2 separate regions of the Homo sapiens genome follow, and region 2 is linked to region 1. Evidence: chromatin loops called from intact Hi-C (ENCODE). Cell type or tissue: heart left ventricle. All regions are shown on one strand. Each heading gives the region's core, and the rest is flanking DNA. Links, peaks and the distances in the headings are about the cores only. Region 1 has its middle 40 kb from the start of SMTN. Region 2 overlaps TUG1 (taurine up-regulated 1).

The links. Peaks named below come from ENCODE experiments on the same cell type or tissue, not always from the same donor. Only the 100,000 strongest peaks of a DNase experiment are listed, where the experiment ranks them.
Region 2: a loop joins it to region 1, with 1.9 times the contacts of the local background. A loop is called at or near these places in 19 of 110 quality-filtered maps.

Annotation. Positions count from the first base shown.
Region 1 is chr22:31,033,527-31,048,718 of GRCh38, reverse strand. No RefSeq gene overlaps it. Among named protein-coding and RNA genes, the nearest start is that of SMTN, 40 kb to the left of the region's middle. RefSeq lists enhancers at 3,633-4,202, 4,203-4,773. In heart left ventricle, for the core only: no CTCF peak of the experiment used is centred there; a DNase peak (open chromatin) is centred at 9,079; H3K4me3 peaks cover 450 bases; H3K27ac peaks cover 3,416 bases.
Region 2 is chr22:30,977,634-30,992,825 of GRCh38, reverse strand. It overlaps TUG1 (taurine up-regulated 1), which reads right to left. Exons shown (of 3, transcript NM_001396518.1): 3 at 13,431-15,192. Among named protein-coding and RNA genes, the nearest start is that of TUG1, 16 kb to the right of the region's middle. In heart left ventricle, for the core only: no CTCF peak of the experiment used is centred there; no DNase peak of the experiment used is centred there.

The sequences.
Region 1 (15,192 bases), core at 4,899-12,898:
TGTTTTCAGACTTGGTCCATAAATACCAACCACTCACTTCCTTTCGCTTTTTCTCTCTTTTTAACTTTTTTGGAGACAGGGTCCCACTCTGTTACCCAGGCTGGAGTGCAGTGGCGTGATCATGGCTCACTGCAGCCTTCACCTCCTGGGCTCAAGTGATCATCCCAGGTTCAAGCAATCCTCCAGCCTCAGCCTCTTGAGTAGCTAGGACAACAGGTATACACCACCACACCTGGCTAATTTTTTTATTCTTTATTTTTTTTGTAGAGACAAGGTCCCACTATGTTTCTTAGGCTGGTCTCGAACTCCTGTGCTCCAGCAATCCTCCTGCCTTGGCCTTCCAAATAGCTGTGATTATAAGTGTGAGCCACTGTGCCTGTCTCGCTTTTTGGAATGTCTTCAATGGTGCTTTGGAGGAAGAAAACATCATGTGAATGACTACACAAATCACTATTGTCAGTTGGGAGTTAGCTCTGAGAGGAAAAGTTTAGGGTGTCTTGAGCACTTTGACTTGAGATCCAGCAGAGGAAGTCATGGGCAAAGGCCCTGAAGCAGGAAGGAGGAGTCTGAAGTGGGCCATGGTGACTGGAGGTTATGAACAAAGCTGAATGGCCTGAGAGGAAGGCACATGATCTTGATGTAAAACTCATAGGTGTGTGTATTAGTCTGTTTTCACGCTGCTGATAAAGACATACCAAGACTGGGAATAAAAAGAGGTTTAATTGGACTTACAGTTCCACATGGCTGGGGAGGCCTCACAATCATGGCGGAAGGCAAAAGGCACTTCATACATGGTGGCGGCAAGAGGGATGAGGAAGAAGCAAAAGCAGAAACCCCTGATAAACCCATCAGATCTCATGAGACTTATTCACTATCACGAGAATAGCATGGGAAAGACCGGCCCCCATGATTCAATTACCTCCCCCTGGGTCCCTCCCACAACACATGGGAATTCTGGGAGATACAATTCAAGTTGAGATTTGGGCGGGGACACAGCCAAACCATATCAGTGTGTGAGGAGTTAGATGGATATGGGCTGGACACTGCCCTGGCACCCTTCTTCCTCTTTCTGGGGACAGAGAGCCAGTTTGAGAAACCAGATTATAACCAGGAGGGGCTGAGCCTAGAAATTCAACAGAATTTGGGCATACATGTGGCTTGCAGAGACATGGAATTCAGTGGTTCCCATGCCTGGAGCCCCCTGCTCTGGTCTATAGTGGCAGAAGGGCTTTTCTGTCTTCCAGACACAGCTCAGTCTCACCTCATTCTCAGGTCATGTGGCCTGAATTTGATGGGTTTTCAAATCATGTGCCCCGACCATCTTGTGTATGGGCTGGGTACCTCTCATCCTACACAAATGACTTTCCAGGTCAGGTGCTGTGGCTCACACCTGTAATCCCAGCACTTTGGGAGGCCGAGACGGGGAGATCACCTAAACTGGGAGTTCAGGATCGGCCTGGCCAACATGGCGAAACCCTGTCTCTACTAAAAGTACAAAAATTTAGCTGGGCATGGTAGTGCAAACCTGTAATTCCAGCTACTTGGGAGGCTAAGGCTATGAGAATCGCATGAAACGGGAGGCAGAGGGGGTTCAAGTGATCACACAGCGAGCCGAGATCGTGCAACTGTACTCCAGCTTGGGCGACAGAGGGAGACTCTGTCTCAAAACAAACAAACAAACAAACAAACAAAACAAATGACTTTCCAACATCAGTGCAATAGGCTCTTCTTGAGGACTAGCCTGGGAGCCTTGCTCCTTGGTGTTGTGAAACCTCAAGTAACTGATTTAATATTGAACTGCTGGGCCAGAGCTGCAAGCCTGACCTCAGGGGCTGCCTTTCTCCTGCCCCACCCCCTCCCCTGGAGCAGTGTCCTCTGGGGAAATGCAGCTGACCCAGCTGCATCCGTGGGAAGGCCTGGCCCCCACACTTCACCTTCTCAGCCCTGCCTCTCGGCCACAGGAAATGACCCTCTTAGCAGCCACGAGCTGTGATCCAGAGGACAATGACAGAGGGACGGAAGCCCTGTTTGTCCCAGCTAACTTGTTCCCTTGGGTGGATGCCAGCTGCTGAAACAAAAAACTGAAGATTCAGTGGAAAACATATTTTTTACAAAACAAACAAACAACCCTGTGGGCTTTAGCCAACTTCTGAGGCTCTGGGGCCGGGGGAGGGGGGGTTGTTTTCTTTACTTGCTTCTGTGTGTGTGTTTAAAACACAGATAAAGCTCAGAGAATCAAATAGCCTAAAGCTTGGAAGAAGGCCAGTGATCCCACCCTAGCAGCAGAGCCCCCCTGTGGTGTCTTTCTTCATGTGGCTGGGCCCCACTTCTCCACACCACTGTTCATCATGTCACTTGGCTCCGGCCACTGCCCCCACCCCACCTCCATTCACCACCCAGAAGTCAGAAAGCTCTGCTCAAACCCACATCAAGTCACCATTCTAGGGCTCTGCAGGCTGCCTGTCTCAGTCTTCAAGTCTCCAGCTCAAATGCCACCTCCTCCAAGGGGCTTCCCTGACCATTCCATATGAAATAGCACCTCTCAGTCTCTCTCCCTCCCATAGCACTTGTAACTCTTACTATATCTGGAATGATCTGCTTTGTTTCCACGTGCCAGGCACGTAGTAGCTACTCAATAAATGTTGGTTGACTGGCAATGTTTCTCAGTGGTTGTTGCATTCAGATGAAAACTGGCTTAGAAAATCCATATTCCATTGTATTTCAACAAACATTATTGGCCACAAACAGTGCTAGGGATCAGAGGCAAATTAGTTGGGATTCGTTCATTCACTCACTCACTCATTCATTCATGAGAAGGGTAGACCCCATGGTAAATGGGGATTCAGCCGGGGGTGCAGAGAACCAGGAAAGCTTTAGGTGGGAGGAGATTGTTGGTGGGTTTCCCCCCATTAAAGTAGGGTTCAGAGGTGTGAGCAAGAAAGTGTTTGGAAAAACAAGAGAACCTTGGGGTGTGGAATTTAATTTATTCCCACTTAGAACCCCCAGGGAGGGCAGAGACCCGATTTTATCTGGGGCTGCAGAGAGGGCACTCTCCATGTGCTTGTTGAAGGAACTGAGGGATGAGGGATGGTCAGGTAGTGTATGAAGTTTATGGCTCTGTTTAAGAGGTTGCTGTGACGTCCCGAATGCCAGGCTATGAAGCCTGGATTTCCATCTATAGGGAACAGAGTCTAATCAAAATAATGATTTTGGTGCTGGGTGTGGTGACTCATGCCTGTAATCCTAACATTTTGGGAGGCTGAGGCGGGAGGATCGCTTGAGCTCAGGAGTTCAAGATCAGCCTGGAGAACATAGTGAGATGGAGTCGCTAATTAAAAAAAAAAAAAATTAGCCAGGCATGGTGGTGCGTGCCTGTAGTCCTAACTACTGGGGAGACTGAGGCAGGATGACCACTTGAGCCTGGGAGGTTGAGGCTGTAAAGAGGTGTGATTGAGCCACTGCACTCCAGCCTGGGTGACAAAGCGAGACCCTGTTTCAAAAAAAAAAACCGGCTGCCACGCACGGTGGCTTACACCTGTAATCTTAGTACTTTGGGAGGTCGAGGCAGGTGGATCACCTGAGTTCAGGAGTTCAAGACCAGCCTGGGCAACACAGTGAAACCCTGTCTCTACTAAAAATACAAAAATTGGCTGGGCGTGGTGGTGTGTCCCTGTAGTCCCAGCTACTTGGGAGGCTGAGGTAGGAGAATCACTTGAACCTGGGAGGTGGAGGTTGCAGTGAGCCGAGATTGTGCCCCTCACTCCAGCCTGGGGGACAGAGCAAGACTCCGTCTCAAAAATAATAATAATTATAAAATAATAATGATTTGCAAAGCCTGTTTGAAGTGCCTGAATGTCACTGATTCCTGAACTCCAGTTCTCTAGCTACATCAGAGTATCCAAACCCCATCCTAGAAGAGTCTGATTCACCGTAAGTTGGAGTCGGGGCCTGGCCATCTGCCATTTTCACACACTTGCCAGATGTCGTTGCTATTCACTAGGTTTGGTGACCACTGAGGCTCAGAGAGGTGAAGGCACTTGCCCAAAGTCTGTAGGTGGTGGGGGAGGGGGCGGAGGCTGGTGTTTGAACCTGGTTGGCCTGGCCCTCCACATTCACCAGCTCCACTTCGGCCTCCCGCTGGACTGGCTCCTTTCTCCATGTTATTTTCCCCTGGATGCAGGAATCTGGGCTGTGGCTGAGCCTGCCCGCCCTGTCCTCTCTTCCCATCCCCGCCCCCAGCCTCAAAGGTCAGGTACCTCCCAGCCTCCCTCGGTCGTGTCCATTTATGGCTCTGTTGTTCCAAAATGTGGCCAAATTTATAAACTCCCCTTTCCTGGAGACACGAAACAATTTGTGCAGAGTGCAGTGCGGGGGCAGAGCTGGGAGCTTCATCTAAGACCTGGACTTCAGCCCAGGCCCAATGAGCTCTGGCGTTGAACAGGCTCCAGTTCCTCCCTGGGCCTCAGTCTCCTCACCTGCAGAGTAAATATACTGGACTAGATCATTCCGTAAGTACTTCCTAAGTCTAGACGCAGCCACACGTTTTTACTTCTTAAAAATACCAATTCCCTAAATCCGTGGGCTCAATAATTACAAAAGAAGGTGCTGGGGGATGGAGTCTCTACTGCTATCTTTTGCATTTTTTTCTTTTCTTAATTTTATTATTATTATTTTTTAAGAGACAAGGTTTCACCATGTTGTCCCGGCTGGTCTTGAACTCCTGGACTCCAGTGATCTGTCCATCTTGGCCTCCAGAGTATTGGGATTACAGGCATGAGCCACGGCACCCAGCCTCTTTTTCTTTTTTCGGGCTTGATTTTTTTTTTTTAAATTAAAAAAATTACCCAAAGAATTAACTTACACGGTAAAGTAGAAGTCCCCCTTTCCAGCCACCCCTTCCTGCTCCCTTTCCCAAAAGTATGGGGTAGAGCTTTCAAGACAGGTTTCTCTGCATTTATTGATATATGTACTCATGTTCCTATGGAGGTTTTTATTTTTTACATAAAAAGGAATTACGGTATATTTTGTTTGGCATTCTACTTTTTTTCACTTAACGTCTTATTCTTTTTCCCACATCAATCTCTTTTTTTACTTTTTTTTTCTTCTGGGATGGAGTCTTTCTTTGTCACGCAGGCTGGAGTGCAGCGACACGGACTCAGCTCACTGCACCCTCCACCTCCTGGGTTCAAGCGATTCTCCTGCCTCACTCTCCCAAGTAGCTAAGATTACAGGCAGGTGCCACCACGCCCAGCTAATTTTTGTATTTTTTAGTAGAGATGGGGGTTTCACCATGTTGGCCAGGCTGGTCTCAAACTCCTGATCTCAAGTGATCTGCCCGCCTCAGCCTCTCAAAGTGCGGGGATTATAGGCGTGAGCCACCACATAGAGTCTCAATCTCCTTTTTACAAAACTGTTTTGGCTGGGCACAGAGGCTCACGCTTGTAATCCCAGCACTTTGGGAGGCCTAGGTGGGTGGATCGCCTGAGCTCAGGAGTTCCAGACAAGCCTGGGCAACATGGTGAAACCCTGTCACTGCAAAAAATACAAAAATTAGCCGGGTGTGGTGGCGCACACGTGTGGTCCCAGTTACTCGGGAGGCTGAGGTGGGAGGTTCAATTGAGCCTGGGAAGTGGAGGTTGCAATGGGCCTAGATACTGCCACTGCATTACCACCTGGGTGAGAGAGTGAGAACCCATCTCAAAAAACAATAACAACAACAACAACAACAAAAAAACTGTTTCACTGAGGCATCATTAATATAATATGTAGTTCACTCATTGTGAGTACATGGTTCAGTGATTTTTTTTAGTAAGTGTATAAAGTTGTGCAACCACTACCACCATCGAGTTTTAGGACATTCAGAGCATTTCCAACCCCCTAACAAATGACCATTTTCGAGTCAATTCCCACTCCCACCCCAGCCCCAGGCACCCCAATCTACTTTCTGTCTATATGGATTTGCCTTTTCTGGACTTTTTTTTTTTTTTTGAGATGGAGTTTAGCTCTTGCCACCCAGGCTGGAGAGCAATGGCATGATCTCAGCTCACTGCAGCTTCCGCCTCCTGGGTTTAAGCGATTCTCCTGCCTCAGCCTCCTGAGTAGCTGGGATTACAGTGCCCGCCATCACGCCTGACTAATTTTTGTATTTTTAATAGAGACAGAGTTTCACCATGTTGGCCAGGCTGGCCTTGAACTCTTGACCTCAGGTGATCCGCTGCCTTGGCCTCTGAAAGTGCTGGGATTATAGGCGTGAGCCACCGCACCCCACCAAGAAATTTGACATAAATGGAATAGTGGCTGGGCGCGGTGGCTCACGCCTATAATCCCAGTACTTTGGGAGGCCGAGGTGGGTCTCCCCCTTGAGGGGCAGGAGTTCCCCCTTGAGGTCAGGAGTTCAAGACCATCCTGGCCAACATGGTGAAACCCTGTCTGTATTAAAAATACAAAAAAAGAAAAAAAAAGTGCAGGGAGCAGTGGCTCATGCCTGTAATCTCAACACTTTGGAAGGCCGAGGCAGGTGGATGACCTGAGGTCAGGAGTTCGAAACCAGCCTGGCCAACATGGAGAAACCTCATCTCTACTAAAACACACACACACACACACACACACACACACACACACAAAATTAGCCAGGCATGGTGGCACACACCTGTAATCCCAGCTACTCGGGAGGCTGAGACAGGAGAATCACTTGAACCCAGGAGGCGGAGGTTGCGGTAAGCCGAGATCGTGCCATTGCACCCCAGCCTGGGCAACAAGAGCGAAACTCCGTCTAAAAAAAAAAAAAAAGAAAAAAAAAGAAAAAAATTAGCCAGGTGTGGTGGCACATGCCTGTAATCCCAGCTACTCAGGAGGCTGAGGCAGGAGAATTGCTTGAACACGGGAGGCAGAGGTTGCGGTGAGCCAAGATCAAGCCACTGCACTGCAGCCTGAGCCACGGAGCGAGACTCCATCTCAAAAAAAAAAAAAAAAAGTGTAATCCCCAGTGTTGGAGGTGGGGCCTGGTGGGAGGTGCTGTTTGGCATGGCTTAGTCCCAACCCCTTGGTGATGAGTTCATGTGAGATCTGCTTGCTTAAAAGTGTGTGGCACTTCCTCCCCCATCTCTTTTGCTCACTCTCTTGCCATGTGGCATGCCTGCTCTCACTTTGCTTTCTGCCATCATTGTAAGTTCCTGAGACCTCACCAGAAGCTAAGCAGATGTTGGTGCCATGCTGTACAGCCTGCAGAACTGTGAGCCGATTAAACCTCTTTTCTTTATAAATTACCCAGTCTCAGTTATTCCTTTATAATAATGTAAAAACAAAACAAAACCCAGCCTAATGTAGTGGCTCACCCAAGAGAGACATTCATTTCTCTCTCTCATATAAAGGAAGTCCAGAGCTGAGCAGTGAGCTGTTCAGGGCTGGTATGATAGCTTCATGGAGTTGTTAGGGAGCTAGTTCCTAGCTCTTCCAACCTTAGGCTATGGCCCTAGTCCTCATGATCCAATGCAGCAGCCAGGGATCCAGCCATCACATCTATATTCAGAGAGCAGGATGGAAGAAGATAAGACCAAGGGGGCAAATAGTATGAACCAGCCCTTATAAGAGGCTTTCTCCAACGGTCACCCAACAGTTCCACGTACATCTCCTTGACCAGAACTTTATGAAGTGGCTACACTAGTGGCAAGAGAGCAGGGAACAAATATTGGGCAGACAAGGAACAACTTTTTCTGTTCTTTCCAGCCCCTAGCCAACCACTGTTCTGGCTCCTCTCACCATAGATTCATCTTGTCTGTCCTAGAACTTTATACAAATGCCACCACATAGAAAATTCTCTTGTATCTGGCTTATTTCAACATTATGTTCAAGAATTCTTGAAGTTTTTTTTTTTTCACCATCCGGAAGGAGACATTCATCAACATTCAGTCTTTAACTTTTATTCCATGGAGTCACTCATTCATATTTCTTGAGCCCCCTACTGTGTGCTGGCAGCTGGCCAAACACAGCCACCTATGTCAAAAGACCAAGTGTCCCAGGGTGTCCTCTGACCCAAATCTATTTTGGCTCCACATAAGAATTGTGTCAGCCCTACTTTAAACATCCCTCAGCATCAGGGAGAATCTCTGGTAAACAGAGGCTGAGCAGGCCTGTGGGGAGGAACTCAGGCTCAGGTGAACACAGTTAGGAACCTAGTAGGTCCTTAATAAATAATGGCTAGAAGGTTGGGCGTGGTAGATCACACTTGTAATCTCAACCCTCTGGGAGGTGAAGTGGGAAGATTGCTTGAGACCATGAGTTCAAGACCAGCCTGGGCAACATAGTGAGACCCACCCCCTCCCATCTCTACAAAAAATAAAAATTAGCGGGGTATGGTGGTGCACCTGTTGTCCTAGGTACTCAGGAGGCTGAGGTGGGAGGATCATTTGAGCCCAGGAGTTTGAAGCTGCAGTGAGCTGTGATGGCACCACTGTGCTCTAGCCTGGGTGACAGAGTGAGACCCTGTCTCAAAAAAAAGAAAAATAAATAAATAAATAAATAAATAATTAGTGGCTACAACTATTTCCTTGGCACAGGTGCACTGTAAGGCGCAGTACTGTTCTATTTTCTAACCCTTCACTACCCTATAAGGTAGGCATCACGACAGTCTACATTTTGCTAATGAGAAAAGGATGCTCAGAGAGGTTGGATAACTTGCCCACGGTTACACAGCTTGTGAGTTGCTGAATTGGGATTCAAATCCAGTTCCATCAAGTATCAAGTCCAGGCTTTCACCCTTCTGCTTTGGGGAATCAGCTTCTGCCTCCTGGCCCTTCCTTTAAGCCTAGACTCACTCCATGCAGAGCCCAGGATCCCTATGGACAAAGGCTGCGCACTTGGCTTTGTTGTGTTTCTTGTCTTTCTCCCACTTTGGGGGTCCATCCCGGATATTTTCCTGGCTTTGGATCTTGTCTGTTTCAGCTTAAAATGAGACATCTGGGGGAAAGGCGTATCTTACCATCAGCCCCCTGCACTGCTTAGCCTTGAGTTCTGGACGGTCTCACCACCCTTCGCCCCCCTCCATCCTGTTCCCTCGGAACTGTCGACCTTGGGGCTCTCCTGGGCCCTCACTGCAGCTTCCGTCCGGTGATCCCAAACAGCAGCATTTTTCTAAACATTTTTCTAAGCAATGAGCATGAGATTTCACATCTGGGCCAGTTGTTACTGACGCCCTGAGTCACCCAGCTCTCCTGCAAGTGAACGAGCCTTTCAGTTTAACTGCTGGCTTGTAAAAGGCCCATGCATGCCTCTGTTTTTCCAAATATGTAAAAATCCATTAGAGAGGGGGAGAATGTGGTTCAAAGAAAAAGTTAAGTTTTCTCCATGGGAACAAAAGTTTTCCAGGGAGGAAAATGTGTAAATCCTACAATATAACTGAGTGGCTTTCAAAAAGAGTTTTTCCAGAGATGAACCCTGTTGCAGAGGGTCCTTAAGTTGAAGGTCAATGTACAAAATGGTCAAAGTGGAGCTTACGGGATGGAAGGAGGAGGGGTAGAGGTTGCCCAGTGATGTAGCTTCCCTCTTGTTCCCTCACTAACCACTTCTCTAGGAAACCTGCCATTGGGTGTGGAACACAGTTTGAGAACCCCTGAAAAAGCCCTGGCCCAGGAGTTCAAACCCTGGCCCTGAGTCTTAGAACCATCTTTTGCTGCTGTGTAACTCCAGGAAAATTAGTAGCCTTCTCTGGGCCTCACTTGTCCCATCTGGGAAATGTCATGGTTGGATTAGACATTTTCTAAACTTCTTTCAAGCCTAAGATTCAATCTTACTGAGGAAAATTCCATCTGAAGTTGGCAACTGTTTGAAAAGTAGACTTTTTGAAAAAAGAAACAAGAGTTCTCTTGTTTGAGGCAATCTAGTAACAAACCAACTGCTAAGAAAGTGTTTTCCAAATAGAGGTGCTGTGTGTCTCCTTGCACGAATGGATAGAAAATGACCAACTTCATTATTAGAAAGTAGGTTAAAGATATTCCCTGCTCTCTCATCTGTGTGATTAATTGGTCAGTAATCCTTCCTTCATGAAAAGTACCAAGTAATGAAAAATCAAACTGAACATTAATAGAGACATTTACTGATCAGTAATGTAGACAGTTTTGTTTAAAATATCAGGCCTGGTGTGGTGGCTCAACGCATAGCATTCCAGCACTTTCGGAGGGTGAGGCAGGAGGATCGCTTGAGGCCAGGGGTTTGAGACCAGCCTGGGCAACATAGCGAGACCTCATCTCTCTCTAAAAAAACTAGCTGGGCATGGTACCTATAGTCCCAGCTACTTGGGAGGCTGAAGTGGAAGGATTGCTTGAGCCCAGGAGTTTGAGGCTACAGTAAGCTATGACTGAGGCACTGTACTCCAGCCTGGGCCACAGAGCAAGATCCCATCTCTTAAAAAACACACATCAAACATACACATATAGCTAGAATGACAAACTGTCCTGCTTTATGTGACTGAGGGGCTTCCTGGGATGCAGGACTTTCTGTGCTAAAACCGGGAAGGACCCAGGCAAATTGGGATGAATTTGTCACCCTACATATAGCACTTACTATGCTCTCAACACTGTTCCAAACATTATTCACATACTCTAATTTTATTTTTTAATTTTAATTTATTATTATTATTATTTTTGAGACAGAGTCTCGCTCTGTCACTAAGGCTGGAGTGCAGTGGCACGATCTCAGCTCACTGCAACCTTCACCTCCTGGGTCTAAGCAATTCTCCTGCCTCAGCCTCCCGAGTAGCTGGGATTAGAGGAATGTGCCACCACGCCTGGCTAATTTTGTATTTTTAGTAGAGATGGGGTTTCACCATGTTGACCAGGCTGGTCTCGAACTTCTGGCTTCAGGTGATCTGCCCACCTCGGCCTCCCAAAGTGTTAGGATTACAGGCATGAGCCATTGCGCCTGGTCTTATTATTATTATTATTTTTAGAGACAGGGTCTTGTGTCACCCAGGTTGGGGTGCAGTCACACGATCATGGCTCACTGCAGCCTCCAACTCCTGGGCTCCAGTGAACCTCCTGTCTGAGCCTCCCAAAGCACCAGGATTACAGGTGTGAGCCATGGCACCTGGCCAACTAACTTTTTAAATCTGCATCACAACCCTATGAAGAGGGTACTATTATTATCTCCATCTCACAGATCCTCAGGGGAAACAGGCTCAGAGAGGGTTAGTAAACATCCAAGGCCACACAGCTGGTTGTAGGCAGATCCAGGATGAAAACCCACCCTGTCTTGCTCTGAAGCTGGGCTAGTAACTGCTATACCACATTGTCTTGCTCCTAAATTGTGTCTTTGGTGAATCACAGAGCCATGGCAAGTCTGTGACCAAGGCCAGCTGGACGCTCAAGGAGACCTGAACCTGGCTTTCTGTGTGACATTGCGGAACCCCCAACTCCTCTGGGAGCTTCCTTTCAGCTCAGTGCAATGAAGGGGCTGGTCTGGAACAACAGTTTGTCCGGTTTGTTTAAGCGGTAGAACTTGTCAGACAATTTTGCTGGGACCTCAATATATAAAACAGACCATAGTCCTAAAGTTTACATCTTGAGCGTTGAGCTAAAAATTCTTCCTGGCAAGCGGAATTCTTGAAACTCTGCCCCATCGCCTGAGGCTTCCAGAAGCAGAATATAAAAACTTGTGGTTTAATTGCTCTCTAAGGACCTTTCCAGCTTTAAAATTAAATCCAACACGTAATTCAAACATTTCATTCGTTCATGCAGCAAAAATGTTTGAGCTTGAGCCACGTACGATTTGCTAGGCGCCGGTCCAGGCGCTGGGGCATCAGAGACGATCTAGACCAGGGTTACTTTCACTGTGGCACTGTTGTTATTCAAGGCTGGATAATTCTTTGTGGTGTTCTGTGCATTGCAGGATGTTTCGTGGCATTTCTGGTCTCTACTCGCTAGATGCCAGTAGCAGTGCCCGGGTGTGTCAGCCCGAAGTGTCTCCAGACACTGCCAAATGCCCCCTGGGGGTAAAGATCAAACCTGCTTAAGAAACACTGAGCTAGACTCATAAAGATCTCTCGTCTCATCAGTCAGCCTATGTTCCCTGAGGAGAAACAGAACATAAATACATTGGGGAAAAAAAAAAGAAATTATTAGATAATGATACACATGTGATAAAAATAAAATGGGATGATGAGAAAGGGTGTCACTGGGGGGCCCCTTCACTTTCTTCAGGCAGCAAAGCCTGAGAAGCTGGATGTAGCTTGGCTAGTTTAAGGAACAGAATGAAGGCCACTGTGGTAGGAGCATGGATAACGAGAAGCAGAGTAGGAAGAGGTGAATTGGGCGGTGTGGAAGAAAGGTAGGAAGGGGAGGATCAGATTAACTGAGGGCTTCATGGACCAGAGATGGGAGGTTGAATTTTATTTATTTATTTTTATTTATTTATTTTTTGAGACAAGGACTTGCAGTGGCACCATCATAGCTCACTGCAGCCTCAACCTCCGAGGCTCAAGTGATCCTCCTGCTTCAGCCTCCCGAGTAGTTGGGATTACAGGTTCACGCCTCCAAACCTGGCTAATTTTTTATTTTTTTGTAGAAACAGGGTCTTACTATGTTGCTTAGGCTGGTCTCAAACTCCTAGGCTCTAGCGATCCTCCCACCTCAACCTCCCAAAGTGTTGGGATTAGAGGTGTGACCCACCACACTTGGCCTGGAATTTTATTTTTAAACATAAGCATCTATTATGTGCTAACTCCTGGGCTAGGTGCCAAGGACACAAATGTGAATAACATAGTTCACCTGTGAGCCCAGAGAGGATAAGGCAATTAGTTCTGTCTGAGGTCAGTCAAGGAGTGCTTTGTGGTGGAGGTGATATTGGAGTTCACCTCGAAGGATGAACAAGAACCCATCACATGGAGAAAAGGGAGCAGCAGAAATTGCCTCGCATGACTCTAGGCAAGTGACTCTAAGTAAGCTGTTAGATTGTTGACTCTCAGGTCCTATCCCCAGTGGTGCTAGGGCCCAGGAGTTTGTATGTTTTGTTTTTTTTTTTTGAGATGGAGCCTCGCTCTGTTGCCCAGGCTGGAGTGCAGTGGCGTGATCTCGACTCACTGCAACCTCTGCTTCCCAGGTTCAAGTGATTCTCCTGCCTCAGCCTCCTGAGTAGCTGGGATTACAGGCGTGTGGTACCACGCCCAGCTAATTTTTGTATTTTTAGTAGAGACAGGGTTTTGCCATATTGGTCAGGCTGGCTCGAACTCCTGCAGGAGTCTGTATTTAACCAACACTGTAATGATTCTAATGCAGATAGAGGGACCTCACTTTCAGAATAGTGCTCATTGGCTTTTAAGCTACTTGTTTAGTGTTCAGTGATGTAGAAATGTCTTGCCAAGTCTTATTCCACCTGAAAAGCATTCACTGAGGGTCTTTTTCTTTTGCGTGCCAGAACTTGGGGACAGAAGATAAAGGCAGAAGGGCCGGGTGTGGTGGTTCATACCTGTAATCCCAGCACTTTGGGAGGCCGAGGCGGGTGGATCACCTGAGGCCAAGATGGTGAAATCCCATCCCTACTAAAAATTTAAAAAATTAGCCAGGAGTGGTGGCATGTGCCTGTAATCCCAGCTACTCGGGAGGCTGAGGCACAGAATTGCTTAAACCTGGGAGGCAGAGGTTGCAGTGAGCCGAGATCATGCCACTGCACTCCAGCCTGGGTGACAGAGCAAGACTCTGTCTCAAAAAAAAGAAAAAAAAAAAAAAATTAGCTGAGTGTGGTGGTGGCACACACCTGTAATCCCAGCTACTCAGGAGGCTAAGGCAGGAGAATCGCTTGAACCTGGGAGGCGGAGGTTGCAGTAAGCCAAGATTGCACCGCTGAACTCCAGCCTGGGCGACACAACAAGGCCTCGTCTCAAAAAAAGAAAAAAGAAAAAAAAAGGTAAAAAAAAAAAAAAAAAAAAAAAGGCCGGGTGCGGTGGCTCACGCCTGTAATCCCAATACTTTGGGAGGCTGAGGTGGGTGGATCACGAGGTCAGGAGATCGAGACCATCCTGGCTAACACGGCGAAACCCCATCTCTACTAAAAATACAAAATATTAGCCGGGCATGGTGGTGGGTGCCTACAGGCTCCCAGCTGCTCGGGAGGCTGAGGCAGGAGACTGGCATGAACCTGGGAGGTGGAGCTTGCAGTGAGCCGAGATTGCGCCACTGCATTCCAGCCTGGGCGATAGAGCGAGACTCCATCTCAAAAAAAAAAAAAAAAATATATATATATATATATGAGGTGTGGACAGGGGCTTTTTTTTTTTTGAGACGGAGTCTCACTCTGTCACCCAGGCTGGAGTGCAGTGCTGCAATCTCGGCTCACTGCAAGCTCTGCTCCCGGGTTCACGCCATTCTGCTGCCTCAGTCTCCTGAATAGCTGGGACTACAGGCACCTGCCACCACGCCTAGCTAATTTTTTGTATTTTTAGTAGAGATGGGGTTTCACCATGTTAGCCAGGATGGTCTTGATCTCCTGACCTCGTGATCTCGTGATCTGCCCGCCTCGGCCTCCCAAAGTGCTGGGATTACAGGCGTGAGCCACCGGGCCTGGCCAATAGACGGGGCTCTTTCAAGAAAAGGCTGGTGTGAGTCAGGTGCCAGGGATGAGAGTGGGCCTGATTGCTAACTAGGAGCCTGCCTTCTCTGAAATCCAACCCCCTTGCATTTCCCCATTGGTGTCTTTGCAGTTGGGCCCTGGCAGATCTGGAGCTGTATAAGTGGGTAAGCATGTCATTGTGTAAACTTGTAATCATATAGTGTGTGATTATGTCAGTACGTGTAAACAGTAAGTGTGTGACTATGTAAGGAACTAAGCAAGCATGCAACAGGATAACCAGATAAACAAGTAAGCATGTAATTGTGTTACTATGTGAGACTGATGTAAAAGGGACACATGTAAGGAGGTAAGCATGCAGCAAGTAAGCAGGGAAACGTACAAACAGGTGAATATATAAATATGTAAGTGAGTAAGCATACAACCAGGTCAGGGGTATGTAATTGTGTAGGCAGAAATTCTGGTGTTTTTTTTTTTCTTGAGACGAAGTCTTGCTCTGTCGCCCAGGCTAGAGTGCAATGGTGCAATCTCGGCTCACTGCAATCTCCGCCTCCCAGGATCAAGCAATTCTCCTGCCTCAGCCTCCCAAATAGCTGGGATTATAGGCGCCCGCCACTATGCCTGGCTACTTTTTGTATT
Region 2 (15,192 bases), core at 4,168-12,167, 55 kb after region 1:
AAGAGCAAGTCACAAAACGGTCCGTACAGAACATTCTCTGTTTGTAACTTTATCCAGCCTCCCTGTATAGAACCAAGGTGGTGAAGGCTACTTGCCAATGTGTTATCTGTGGTTATCTGAGTTGGCAGGAGGAAATTATTCTGGGTAATTTTTATTTTCTTTTTGTGTGCTTCCAGATTTTCTACAATGAACATCTATTACTTTTGATAATCAAGAAATTAAAAAAGTTTAAAAGCAGGCCTTTTGGCACATGCCCTTTGTCATGCTCAGTAAGTACACAAGTTGCTTCTGGGTAGAAGTAAAAAAGAGAGGAATCATCCATGCAGCCTTGTGGGTGAAGACTGTGGGGTTTTCTAATTTATTGGTTTTCCCTTGCTATACAACAAATTACCACAAACTTAGTGGCTTAAAACAACACACATTATCTCACAGTTTCTGTGGGCTGGGAGTCCAGGCATGGCTTAGCCGAGTCCTCTGCTCAGGGACCCACAAGGCTACAGTCAAGATGTTGGGTGGGCTGTGTTCTCATCTGGATGTTTGAATGGGGAAGAATCCACTTCCAAGCACACTCAAGTTGTTGGCAGAATTCAGTTCCTTGGAGCTGTGGGACAGAGGGCCCCAGCTTCTTGCTGTCCTTTGCTTGGAAGCCACCCTCAGATCTATACCCACAGTTTCTTGCCATTTGGGATTTCCCAACATGTCCACTTTCTTTAACAAACCAGCAAGGAGAGCTTCTAGAGCAAGACACTATTTTTTTTTTTTTTTTTTTTTTTAAGCAGGGTCTTGTTCTGCCACCCAGGCCAGGCTGGAGTGCAGTGGCATGATCTTGGGATCACTGTAACCTCCACCTCCTGGGTTCAAGTAATTCTCCTGGCTCAGCCTCCTGAGTAACTGGGACTACTGGCACACACCACCATGCCCAGCTGATTTTTTTTTTTTTTTGTATTTTAGTAGACACAGTGTTTCACCATGTTGGCCAGGCTGGTCTCGAACTCCTGACCTCAAGTGATCCATCTGCCTTGGCCTCCCAAAGTGCTGGGATTACAGGCGTGAGCCACCATGCCCAGCCAAGACAACATTTTCTAAAAGGAAATCATAAAACCCACCTTAAGGGGAAGTCAATTGAAAGGGAAGGGATGACACAAAGGTACTGTTATGGACTGAATATTTCAGTAAAATTCACATTGAAGCCCTAACCCTCACCCCCACAGTGTGACTATATTTGAAGATGAGCCTCTAAGGATGTAATATTAAATGAGGTCACAAGGGTGAGGCCCTGATCTGATAGGATTAGTGACCTTGTAAGAAGAGCTCTTTCTCTATGTGCATGCACCAAGTAAAGCCATATGAGGACATATTGAGAAGGCAACCATATATAAGCCAGAAAGAGAGCCCTCAGAAACCAAGGCAGCTGATCACCCTAATCTCAGATTTCCAGCCTCCAGAAGTGTGAGAAATTAATTTCTGTTGTTTAAACCACTCAGTCTGTGGTATTTTGTTATGGCAGCCTGAGATGACTAAGATAGATGTGAACACCAGGAAGCATGGATCATTGGAGAGTGGTGGGGGTAAGAACACCTTTAAGCCTGTCTGCCACTTAATATTGTGAGGTTGGCTGGAATTCCAGATAGAAATTCCAGAAGCTAAGGTTCTCCTCAGAGGTTTTCATTCTGTAGGCCAGTGTGAGGCTTGCGAAGTTCTGAATGAACTCTCTGAAGGTGATCTCAATGATGGTGGCAGGTGGCCTACATCTGGGGAATAGATCAGGCAGCTTCAAATCCTGGCCCTGCCACTTCCTAGCTATAGAACCTTAGATTAATGGCTTCTTTCAGCCAAAGTTTCTTCATCTGATGTTGCCTGGCAAGTTATTAAAGGAAAATATAAAACACTCTCTGGTGTAAGCAGCTCTTATCTCCAGCCCAGCCCCAGCAAAAGGAGGCTGATGATATTGCTGTCTCATACCCCATCTGGAGATGTCCTTAGTATTCGGTGTTTCAGGGCCATGCAAAGATTTGAAATAAGAAGGGGACAGGATTTGAGGATGTTCAAAACATGGAGGAGACCTAATTCTTGCTTGTCCTTACAGCTGGAGAAGGTGAGTGTCCAGGTGTATATCTGAAGTCAGTTGGGGGACTGGACTGAAGGAAGAGCCAGTGTCTCTGGACACCAGAAGGAAGCGTCCTGGGCATGATGTCTAATAGCAGGTGAAGGAGGTGCTTTTTTTCCATGTGGTGACCACCATGGGAGGTGCCTTAGATTTTTGTCATCACAGAGTCATGGCTGGGGGTAGGGCGGTGTGAGCAAGTAGACTCAGGGCGGCATGAAATAACCTATAAAGGTATGGGAAACTTCTTGCGCTAGGGCTATGGAATAAAATTCATACCTGAAACATGTCAAATGAGATGACGTGTGTAAATTGCAGAGTTGTGTCTGGCACATGCTAAGGGTTTGATAAAAGAAAGCTACTATTCTGTTATCAACATCTCCTAGTTGAGTGGCTAAAAAGCCTCTGTTCTTATTCATCCACCATCATGGGTCCATTGTTTTCCAGGTTGAAGAAGATATATGGCTCAGAGAATGAGGTTTTGGTAGAAGCCTGCGTAGAAGATCATTTATATGGAGGGGATCCTCATACAGTGGATAAAAGCAGAGATCTTAGTTCCATTCCCAGCCCTAATCAGTTATTAACATGTATTGTAATAATGTTACAGAATGCTGTCCAGAATTGGGAGACGGGGTGGTATGGGTGTGTTTTAGATGCTTAACCAAAGGATATTTGAGCAAAATATACCATCAGGGCTAGATTACTGGGCATGCAACCTGCGGAGTCACACAAGCCTCCATACTTAAAAGGGCCCTGCTCCCAGAAGGGCCTCACATTTGTTTTGTGCTCTATTGTCACCTTCTTGAAATTCTTAATGATTTTTGAACAAGGGACCCCGCATTTTCATTTTGCACTAAACCCAACAATTTATGTATATGTCCTGTATACCACATCTTGATCTGAGTTCTTAGCAGCAATCTGAATGTGAAGTTTCCAAATTTCTTACAGCCCTTTATCTTCTATGAGTCTTGATAGATGTTGAGCAACTTCCTCCTTATGAAATTTCACAAGGCAGGGGTAGAATATGGACACTATAGGTTTAGGGGAAGGGGAAGGAGTCAGAGCCAGGGAGAGTGTGTGAGGATCCCCTCCACATAGGGCACCCAAAGATGTATAAAAGGAAGTGGTTTCCTGTAAGGCCTAGGTGGAAGACACATGGAAATCTGACTCAAATTTTCCAAGTGGAAGAAAGACCAGGAAATGAGAGAGGCAAGGAAAGAAGGGAATAAGCAGGTTCTGCCTCTCCTTCTTAGGCTGTTAGGTCCTAAGGACAAGCACAGAGGTGAAGCAAGAGTATGTGGTTATCATCAAAGGGGTCCACAGGGCTGTCAGGACACAATGCTATTGGAGCAGGGTTCTTTGCCTTAAAAGAGGGTACTGGGAGAGGTATCTTGGCGAAGAGCTATAAACACAGCAGCCTCAGCCCTCATTCCCTTTTTGGGTGCTCCAGGCACAAGGAAACAGCAATCCATTTGGCGAAGTGCTAAGAACAACTTGGTATCAATTTGCTTTTCGGCCAAAGCCAAGGATACTTGCTATTATAGACTCGAGGTTTCTTGAAACTTTTCCACATTCATTTTTGATCACTGTGAGTTTTCCCATAGTTAAACATAATGTAGCATCTCAAAGTGGTTGGGGTTGGGGCTTGCTTTGGGCCAGAAAGGGATGGGAGAAGCTGCATAACTCAACCCCGTTCTTCTGTAGGACCTGCAACGAAGCCTGTTCTACTACAGGCTGCCTTTCATCAAGACCTCTTCTAGGTCCTGTCTTTGGGGCTGGTTTCCAGGGCTGTCTCATGTGTGCATGTGCATGTTTACGTGTTGCTCTGAACTCTGATTTCATTCTTGATTTGTCATACACTTTCCAAAATTTGTGGTATAACTTAAGTGATTACATTGGAAAATGAATATTGTAAAATACACACAGAATATACTGCAGTATAATTGTGCTGGTCACAAGGCAAACAGAGATTTAAAACATCAGTTCATAGTGCACTCCAGGTGTTTGTTCTTAGGATAGGACGCAAGTTGAATGTCATTTTGAGGACCATCATTGTTGTGTTATGAGCATACCAGTAAATATTTATGACTGGAGCCTGAGTTCGTTGGTTCTCCTGTCTCGCCACCTCCATGGAAGCCATGTTCTATGTATGTCTCCTGAATCCTAGAAGACCTAAAACAGCCTCTGATCTTCTCTGGCCAAACCATCTTCTCTCCAACTCCAAAGAGTTCCAGGCATCATCTGAACTTGAGAAATCAGACTCTTGTCCAAAGAGGCCAAGTGTTGAATCAGGCAAACGTGATTCTGCTCTTTTTTTTTGAGATGGAGTGTCGCTCTATCACCCAGGCTGCAGTGCAATGGCACGATCTTGGCTCAGTACAATCTCCACCTCCCGGGTTTAAGTGATTCTCCTGCCTCAGCCTCCCGAGTAGCTGGGATTACAGGCACCCACCAACATGCCCAGCTAATTTTTATATTTTTGTAGAGATGGGGTTTCACCATGTTGCCTGAGCAAATGGCAATTGTTAGCAATAATGCTGTTAAGGCAACAATATCCTGGAAGACTTAGCTCAGCCAGCCATTCCCTTGCCATTTTTAACCACAGCACAACTGCTGGTGTCAATGACATGCACATGCTATCACATTCAATTTGTTTTATAAGGAAAAGCAATTTCTTATTTACCCCACCACCCTCAGAAATGCTGTCGACAGAAAAACATGTCACATTCCCTTTCTCTCATGGGCTGAGGTCCTTGGATGCCACTCATGCCAGTTGGCCAGTTAGCAAATGTGGTAGGAGGCCTGGATTAAGAAGGTCCAATTCTCATTCATAGAAATATGGCCTTTCTTGGGCAGATCACTTGAGGCCATGAATTTGAGACCATTCTGGCCAATATAGTGAAATCCTGTCTCCACTAAAAATACAAAAATTAGCCAGGTGTGGTGGTGCACGCCTGTAATCCTAGCTACTCGGGAGGCTGAGGTAGGAGAATTGCCTGAACCCAGGGGACGGAGGTTGCAGTGAGCCGAGATTGCACCACTACACTCCAGCCTGGATGACAGAGTGAGACTCCATCTCAAAAAATTAAAAAAGAAAAAATGAAACATGACCTCTGTCATCTCTATCAGAGCAGGTGAACAGTCCTGGGAGCCTGGGCACACTCCACAGGGATAAATGGCTTACCACTGCACTGACTGCATCAGATCAAGGTCCCATACCCTCAATTGCTACTTGTTATTAAAAAAAAAAAACCGTAGGTTTGTTTCAGTCAGAGTCCTGGTCCTTTACACCAACAATAATAAAAGGTATTTTTCTGCTTAGGTGTAATTCCAAACAATTAGAATATCCCAGAAGCCCTCACAGTTTTATCCCAGGTTGCCATCCCAAACCAGTAGGTCTCCATGTCTTAAAGTAGCCGAAATAAGACCCAGTCATTAGGTCAGGGAAATGGGCTGAAGCTAGATCAACAATTACATCAAGAGTGGAACACTGAGAATCTTAAGGACTCCTGGGCTCATCTTTGCCATTCTCCTGAGTCAACAGAAGTGGAACAGAAACAGCAGAATTAGGCCGGATGCAGTGGCTCACTCCTGTAATCCCAGCACTTTGGGAAGCCGAGGCAGGCAAATCACCTGAGGTCAGGAGTTCAAGACCAGCCTCATTCTCAGATGAGCAACCTCCTTGTGGTGGCAAGAGGGCTGCCAATAATGCCAGTCTTGCAACCTTACAGTTCTAAATTCAATAGATTAAAAAGGAAATTCCCCCACCTCCATTAGCTCTATTTGTGTAAAACTGGCTTGGCTTAGATAATAAACTCACTCCATATCCAACTACCCTGACCAAGGCGCTGCAGTGCTCTGGTCGGTCCGAGTTACATGCTCAGTCCTGGAGCCAGGGGTAGTGAACAGACAGAAAGTGAAGGAGGGTTGGAAACTCAGAGCGCAACTAATATTCTCTTATCAAAAGAAGTGAAGATAGATACTGAGTAGACAAAAGCAATGGATGTCCATAACAGTGAGACTCTGAGAGCATAAAGGAGGGCCACTGAACTAATAAAGAGACCAATTTATTAATTTATGATTTTTTTCTTGAGACGGATCTCACTCTTGTTCCCCAGGTTGGAGTGCAATGGTGCGCTCTCAGCTCTCAGCTCACTGCAACCTCCGCCTCCTGAGTGGCTGGGATTACAGGCACCCACCACGCCTGGCTTAATTTTTGTATTTTTAGTAGAGACGGATTTTACCATGTTGGCCAGGCTGGTCTAGATGTCCTGACCTAAAGTGATCTGCCCGCCTCGGCCTTCCAAAGTGCTGGGATTACAGGCGTGAGCCACTGTGCACAGCCCTATTAATTTATGATTAAAGATATGTGGCTGGTTCATGACCCAACCAGTCATCTACTCTTAGTGAGTCCAGCTAGGGGCAGGTTGATTCAGTAGTATAAAATCAGAACGGATGGAATCAGATGTTCCTAAGAAATATTTCCAGCAAAATATTTATGGGCAGACTACGTTCAGTTGTGAGGCAGAGAAAAACCTCATATACTAATGATGTCAAGAAGACAGAAATTAGTTTTGTAAACGAGGTCCAGAGATAAGCAGTTCAGGCCTGGTAAGGTGGCTTCACATTCATCAGGAATCTAGGCTCCTTCTAACTTGTTGCTCCATCGTCACTGGCACAGAGTGCCTTCTCCTTTATGGTCCAACAGTGACAAATTCCAGTCATGGAATTCTAGTCAGCGGGGTGAAGCCTACATTCTAGTCAGGAGGGTGAAGGAAGGAGATGGGCTCACTCCTTTTTAAGGATAAGTCCTATAAGTTACTCAGGTCCCACTGGCTAAAATTTAGTTAGTGGGTTACACCTGCCAGGGAAACTGAAAAATGTGTTTACTCTGGGAAGAACAAATACAGGGAGACAACACATCTTTGTTAGAAGTGGCACCCTAGTGGACAACCCTTTCTCTGTCGTAGGGAGTGGCCTATTCAAAGGCTGAGGGCCAGTCACCTGGAACCCATGCATCTACAAAAGGCAACCCTGGATATAAAAGAGTTAACCAACTGTTACTCTTTGTTGCCCTCTTTTTTGATCCCTTAGCATATGCTAACTTGAAAAAGTCTAGGTACAATTTAATTGCTTTAAAAATTATATTTATGGCTCACACCTGTAATCCTAGCACTTTGGGAGGCCGAGGAGGGTGGATCATTTGAAGTATGCAGTTCGAGACCAGCCTGGCCAACATGGTGAAATCCTGTCTCTACTAAAAAAAAAAGAAAAAAAAAAAAATCAGCTGGGCGTGGTGGCATGTGCCTGTAATCCCAGCTACCTAGGACACTGAGGCAGGAGAATTGCTTGAACTCGGGAGGTGGAGGTTGCAGTGAGCCAAGATTGCGCCACTGCACTCCAGCCTGGGCGACAGAGCGAGACTCCATCTCAAAAAAAAAAAAAATAAAAATAAATAAAAATTTAATTATTTCCCTTAGAAATAAACTGTCTCTTAAAAAAAAAAAAAAGGATGTGCTCCCACAACCAGTGAAACAATGCCAGTATGTATAAAGCACCAAGTTTCTCCAAACCCCTCAATTTGGTGTATCCTTCCACTTTTCTTTCATGTTCATTTAGATACATTTGTAGGGCTTCCAGCCCTGCACCCCATACAATGGGCTATTATGATATACATTACTCTGTAATTTTTGTTTGTTTTGCTTAATGCATCATGGACATGCCACAGGCTAAGAAATAGAGGTCTTCTTTCTAACAGTTGCATAACACTCCACAGTATAGCTGTCCTATAACTGATTCAACCACTCCACTTTGATCGATTGCTTTTTAAATTTTTTTGCTAGCACAGGTTACGTTGCAGTAAATTTCTCATACTGATGTCCTTTTATCTTGGTGCTTTTAGTTCTTTGAGAGTCTTTAAAGTAGGAATGCTGGGTCCAAAAGTGTATATTTAAAAATTTGCATCAGTATTGCCAGATCATCATCTAAAAAAATTGGAACAATCTACATGCCCACCAACAATGTATAAAAGTTTTGTTACCCTAATTCTTGCCAGCACTATATGTTACTGCTCTTTTAAATTCTGCCATCTGATAGGTGGCAAATGGTACTTCATTGCTCTGTTGTACATCACATCTCACTGACCTCATTATCTTTCATATGCTTACGGAAATGTTGAAGAGCATCATGGTTCAAAGTACAGACTAACAGACAACCTGTGTTTGAGTCATAGCTCTATCACCTATTGTGTGACATGGGCAAGTTATTTTATCCTTCTGAGCCTGTTTCCGTAGCTGTAAAACAGGAATAATATTGCCTATCTCATAAACTGTGACAATTAAATAACACTTGTAAAGTGCCTGAAACAATGCCAAGTATGAAACAAACACCAAATAAATGGCTAGTGATTATTACTTTACTTATAAATTTGTAGGAACTCTCTGTATTAGCAACATTAGTCCTGGATCTGTCATTTATGTTGGAAATATCTCTCCAATCTATCACATCTTTTACAGAACCAAGATTTGTTTCATGTAGTCTTATATGTCTGTAATTTCCTTTATGGCTTGTAGGTTTTCTGCTTTGTTTATGAAAATCTCCCATGTCATAAGATCACAAAAATAGTCTCCTAAATATTCTTCTAGTGTTTCATTTTAAGATTTAAATCTGTAGTCCTTTTGGTATTTATCTTTGTAAATGTTGTGAGGTAGGGATTTGGTTGCTCTCTAGGCACCTTACTGTAGCTCTCTGTATCAGTTACAAATACTAGATTTTTAAAAATTTCATGGAAAGAAATATGGAAGAAAATAAATTACAGTATTCATAGCAATAGGCTTTTGGGTTGTTCTGAATAATCATTTCAATTTTGTCTTTCTTTTAATGAATTCTTGCATCTCCACTGCTTTAAAAAATGTGGAACCCAGCCAGGCACTGTGGCTCACACCTGTAATCCCAGCACTTTGGGAGGCCGAGGGGGATGGATCACGAGGTCAGGAGATTGAGACCATTCTGGTCAACATGGTGAAACCCCGTTTCTACTAAGATACAAAAAATTAGCTGGGCATGGTGGTACGCAGTTGTAGTCCCAGCTACTCGGGAGGCTGAGGCAGGAGAATTGCTTGAACCTGGGAGGCAAAGATTGCAGTGAGCCGAGGTAGTGCCATTGCACTCCTGTCTGGCAACAGAGCAAGACTTCAGTTCAAAAAAAAAAAAAAAAAAAAGTGGAAACTTTTTTTTCAAATGAAATAATAATAATACAGGAAATTCCAATATACAAAATTGAGTTGTTCCTGTTTGAAGTGGCAAAAGATGAAGCTTGAGGAATAAGATAATGAGAAGCTGAAGAGCCTTGTAAACCAGGAGAGTTTAGATTTTATTCTGAAATGCCGGGGGAACTATTAAAAGGTTAAGTAGGCTGGGCATAGTGGCTCACACCTGTAATCCTAGTGGTTTGGGAGGCCAAAGTGGGAGGATTGCTTGAAGCCAGGAGTTCAAGACCAGCCTGGGCAACATAGCGAGATAGTGTATCTACAAAATAAATAAATAAATAAATGGCCAGCCAGGCATGGTGGTACGTGCCTGCAGTCCCAGCTACTCATGAGGCTGAGGCAGGAGGGATGCTTGAGGCCAAGAGTTTGAGGCTGCAGTAAACTATGATTGACACTGCATTCCAGCCTGGGCAACAGGGATACCCTATCTCTTGGGGGGCTACTCTAGCTGTCCTGTAGAGAAGACTGCAGTGGGACAATAATAGAGGCAGTGAAACCACTAGAAAGGCATTATAGTACTTACAGCAACAGATATATGTTCCCTTGGACAAAGTGATAGAAGTGGAGATAGTTTTAAGGTATATATTTACATGCTAACACCAAGATCATTTAATGACTAACAGGGACTCTGGGAGAGAGGGAAGCTTCGAGAATAACTCTCATGTTCTGGTTTGAGAAACAGAGTAGAGGGTGGTGCCATTTACCAACAAAGGGAACACTGGAGAGCAGATTTTAAGGAAAAAATGAAGAGGTCAGCGTTTATTATGTTGGGTGAGAGTATCTTTGTGTTAATCAAGCAGTGGATATCAAGGTACAGGTGGGCATTCAGATCTGGAGCTCAAGACACATATCAAGGCCAAAGGTAGGAATCTGGAAATTATCAATATACAGTTAGAAACCAAGGCCATGGAAATGGATGAGATTTTTCAGAGTCTACAGGGCAAGAAGACTTAAAGATTAAGTCAGGAATCTGGGCAGGTGAAGACCTCTCACATTCCTCTCAGAAACTCATATACCTCTTACACATTATCCTCTGGGCTCACATGGCATGGGAAATGGGTAGTTTCCCAAAGGAAAGGTGAAGTGCTATTCTCAGAGGGGAAAAAGATAACACTGGGTAGGCAAACGTACACTATGTGGACATGCATTCTTCAACATGAACAATCTTAATACCTTCACTCAACATAATCCCCCCTAAAGGGAGATCTTCCTCTTAAAGGGAGATAACCTAAAATAATTTCTAGTTATAAGCCTAAGATTTCTGGGTGATGCTCATTCTTCTCTAGTTCTTAACCCCATCTTGATAATCTGCAACTTACGGATTTCCTGATATATTTAACCATCACCAACACACTCATACACATCAGTGAGGGGACACTACCACTAGAATGGCTCAGCTCCAATGGAGGAGAAATCTGATTGGATTAACTTGCATCATGCTCAAACTTCAGCCAGGAAATGTTAGGGCAGAATACTGTAATGAATAAAGAGGAGAGGGGGAAATAAAATAAGGCAACCTAAAAGATATGGGGTAGAGGCTACAGATCTTACTTCTCCAACAGGTTATGGGGCTATAACTGCTATTTATCTCTTCCTCTTTGACTATACTTTTTTGTTTAATTCAGTCAGGGATTTTTGACTAATAGGGTAACCCAAACCTTCATTCCTGAGATATTTCGAGGATTGGGATTCTCTAAATCTTCTGAATCTTCCCAGGTATCAGCACTCTATACAGTCTCTTTTCTGATTAATACCTTAACTCTCACAAAAGAGACGTTAGTAATGCTACAAATTCAACCAGCATTGTAATTTTGCAATTTGAATAATTAATCTCCAAGTACTAGTGTGGATTTAAGCACCGAGATTCATTTATCCTGGCCACAAAAAGGGCCTGTATTTTATTCTATGCCCACAGGTCAGTTTCTGGGTTTGAGCTGATGCCCTTCACTTTAAGACAGCTACCGGGGCCAGGGGCGGTAGCTCATGCCTGTAATCCCGGCACTTTGGGAGGCTGAGGTGGGCGGATCACTTGAGGTCAGGAGTTCAAAACCACCCTGGCCAACATCTCTACTAAAAATACAAAAATGAGTTCAGCATGATCGCGTGTGCCTGTAATCCCAGCTACTTGGGAGGCTGAGGCAGGAGAACCACTTGAACCCAGGAGGCAGAGGTTGCAGTGAGCTGAGATCGCACCATTGCACTCCAGCCTGGGCGTTGCAGCGAGACTCTGTCTCAAAGTATATATATATATATAAATAAAATTAAAAAAAATAAAATAGCTAATGCAATCAAAGTAACCATTCTAACTCAGTGGTCCTGGCCTGCTTTATCCACTTTATTTTTTTGAGACAGAATCTCACTCTGTCACCTAGGCTGGAGTGCAGTGGCACAATCTCAGCTCACTGCAAACACTGCTTCCCAGGTTCAAGAGATTCTCCTGCCTCAGCCTCCCAAGTAGCTGGGATTACAGGTACCCAACACCATGCTCAGCTAATTTTTTCTTTCTTTTTTTTTGAGATGGAGTCTTGCTCTGTTGCCCAGGCTAGAGTGCAACAGTGCGATCTTGGCTCACCACAACCTCTGCCTCCTGGGTTCAAGTCATTCTCCAGCCTCAGCCTCCCGAGTAGCTGGGATTACATGATTAACCATCATGCCTGGCTAATTTTTGTATTTTTGTAGAGACGGGGTTTCATCATGTGGCCAGGCTGGTCTTGAATTCCTTGACCTAAGGTGCTCCACCCACCTTGGTCTCCCAAAGTGCTGGGATTACAGGTGTGAGCCACTGTGCCCAGTCTATCCACTTTAAATTGTCCTATTGTCAACAATTACCTGGCCCTCCAAATTCTACTCTCAACAGGCACGATTCCAAATGACAAGAAATGATATCATTACTGTTTTGTCACCCTTAACTCGTAGATTTATCCTCCCAGGGACACAGAACAAGAGCTGGTGCCATTATCTGTCTCAGTACAATAATCAATTCCAGATCCTCCATATGTTCCTGTGGGTTAAAGGCCTACCATTTAACTCTCCGGCCTCCATTTCTGTAATTAGTCAGTCATTTGGTCACCAGCAATAGAAACCCATTTTGGCTGACAAAAAGGAAACTTATTTTAAGGAGGCTATGTGGTAGTTTATACAATCAAAGGAAAACTTGGACAACCAGGCTTGGAGAATAGGAGCCAGCATACTTTGGAGATCTCCTTTCATAAACTTTTAAATGGTTTCTTTAGAACACTACGATCAGAATGACTCAACTCTGATCACTTTGTGGTCACCTTTCTTAAGAATCAAAGTCCTTGTGGGACAGAACGAGCTTGCATTGCTCAAACCTCAGCCAGGGGGCATGAGGCCGGAGTACTGTCATCTACATTTCCACTACCACCACACAGAATGGGAAGGAGCAGCTTTCTAAAGGATAAGTGGGGATGTATGATTAAAGTAAAGGGGAAGTGATTTTTGGCAAGCCAAAGCAATGGATGTCCACTATACCTATATTTACATGATGGGGAGAAGAACCTACAATAAAGGAGTAGTCTGCAAGTTGAAAAGAAAATTAAAAGTATTATAGCACTTAAGGGAAGTGTTTCAAGAAGCTGGTGGGAGTTACCTGTGCTGCTGAAAGTTCATATTAGATGCAGGTGTAACGGATTTAGCAATGAAAAGGTCACTATTGACCTTAATTGCAGTGACATCAGAATATTTCAAGGATTTTTTAAAAAAAGTGACTTTCCCCCTGCTTTCTGCCTAATGTGGATACTGCAATAGTCTTAGCAGATCAACATCAGTCAAGAACTAGAATAATCTTTGATAAACCTTAAAACCACAAAATTCTGATAATCCAAATAAACTCACTTGAAGGAGACATGCTTAAAAAACTAAGGAACAATTACTAAGCTCTGAGTTTCTCAAACAAGCAATGGTATAGCAATCTGTCAACTTGAGTAATGAATGATTTATATTTAATATTTACTAACATAAAAGTAGGCATTTTAAATCATTTGATAAAACAGGCTCAGTGTTGAATAACTTGCCAAGGTCAAACAGTAAGCACTAAATTTAATTTTAAAAATTCTTTATTTAAAATAAAGTTTAAAAATAATGTGGGTAGTGTAAAATATTAATACAGAAATGTATAAAGTTGAAAGTTTCATGTGATCTACACTGTTCAAAGAAAGCTGTGAATAGACCTTTCTATGCATTTATAAACATAAGCACACACATTTTAAAATGAGTTCACACTGTACACTTTTCTATTAATAACTTGTTTCACCTAATGTATCATGGCCATTTTTCCATACACAATGAATGTACTTTATTCATTTTAACAGATACGAGATATTCCTATATGGCTGAACCACACCTTAACCTATCCTTTAATGACAGACATTTAGGTTTTCTATTACTTTCTACCATGTCATTTTTACGCTTCTGTGGGATCTTAAATATTCCCTCAGTTCCTGTTTCATTTTGTCTTCCACTTTGGAAAGTAATTTCAGTGACCATGACCTCTAGCTTAATAAATACTTGGATCTGTCAAGTCTCAATGTTGGTAGATATATTAGTGTGGATTCAATTTCAAGTAACAGAAACCCAACTCAAAGTAACTTAAGCAAAAAAGGGTATTTATTGGTTCACATAACTGAAAAGTCCAGGGGATATTCTAGCTTCAGGCACGGTTGGATCCAGGGGCACAAACGCTGTCATCAGGATTCAAGTCTCTCCATATTTTGGCTCTGCTTTCCCCTGCACTGGCTTCATTCTCTACATGGTAGGCCCTGTTAGTTTGAGGTTTTCATCCTACAAAGCTAAAGCACCCTCAGTAAAGAGAGCTTCTCCTCCACAGTTCAGATGGATTTGCTGATTGATGAGGTCTGAATTACATGTTCACCCACAAAGCTCAAGGTTGGGTCAGACTGTCCAAACCACAGACTGAAAATAGGAAGAGGTGGTTTTAAGAAACATCAGGGAGTTGTTACAAGATGGAACGGATGCTGGGCAATTAAAAACTACTGATGTCCAGGATAAGAACAGATATGAAAAAGCTTAATCTCTGCTTAAGAAGTTGAATGGTAACAGCTGGCATGGTTTCTTCCTTGGTTATAAAAGTATTCTAAAAAAACACCATGAGAGATAAGTTTGTCCTGTCCTCAAGAAGTCTGTAATCCATTTGAATGGAATAATAATCATGTCCAATAGCATATGTTGGATGAAACCACAGTTTCAACACAAGCAAACTCAGTGGTCATGAGTCTGAGAGCCCAACTGTCCTGCTGATCTGAAGTAAGACAACTAGCCTTCTACATCAAATAATTCTGTGAGGCAATTTGAGTCAGCTGTAAATTTTAAGTACAGTGGAAACTTTTCTTCTTTTGCTAGGTTGAACTGGTACAGTTCTGTGTGTACTGGTGAATCGGACTCATTTCTGCACTACTGAAGGAGAGAAATGGACGCGGCTTTCGAACTGCTGTATTCCTTCCAGACCCGATAGATGAGGTTCCAGGTGCTGAAAATGAACAATTACATACAGGAATAGAGGCCTACTCTGCACTTAAAAATATCTTCAAAAAAGTTGCTGGTCAAGGAGTATGCAGCAATGGTCCTTCCTGTTGTGAACATTGAGTCCTAGTGGGTGAGGTGTGGGTTGTTACTATTAAAAATCCTTGTTGTATTGGGCACAAGATAGACTGAAATTGACTGTAGTCCTCACGGTGAGTCTAATTGCAGCAACATGTGAAAAAGGCAGGCAAGAGCTGAGTCAGGAAAATAGACAAGCAGGGTACCTTCAGAAAGGCCAGCCATACCAATAGCCAGAATATG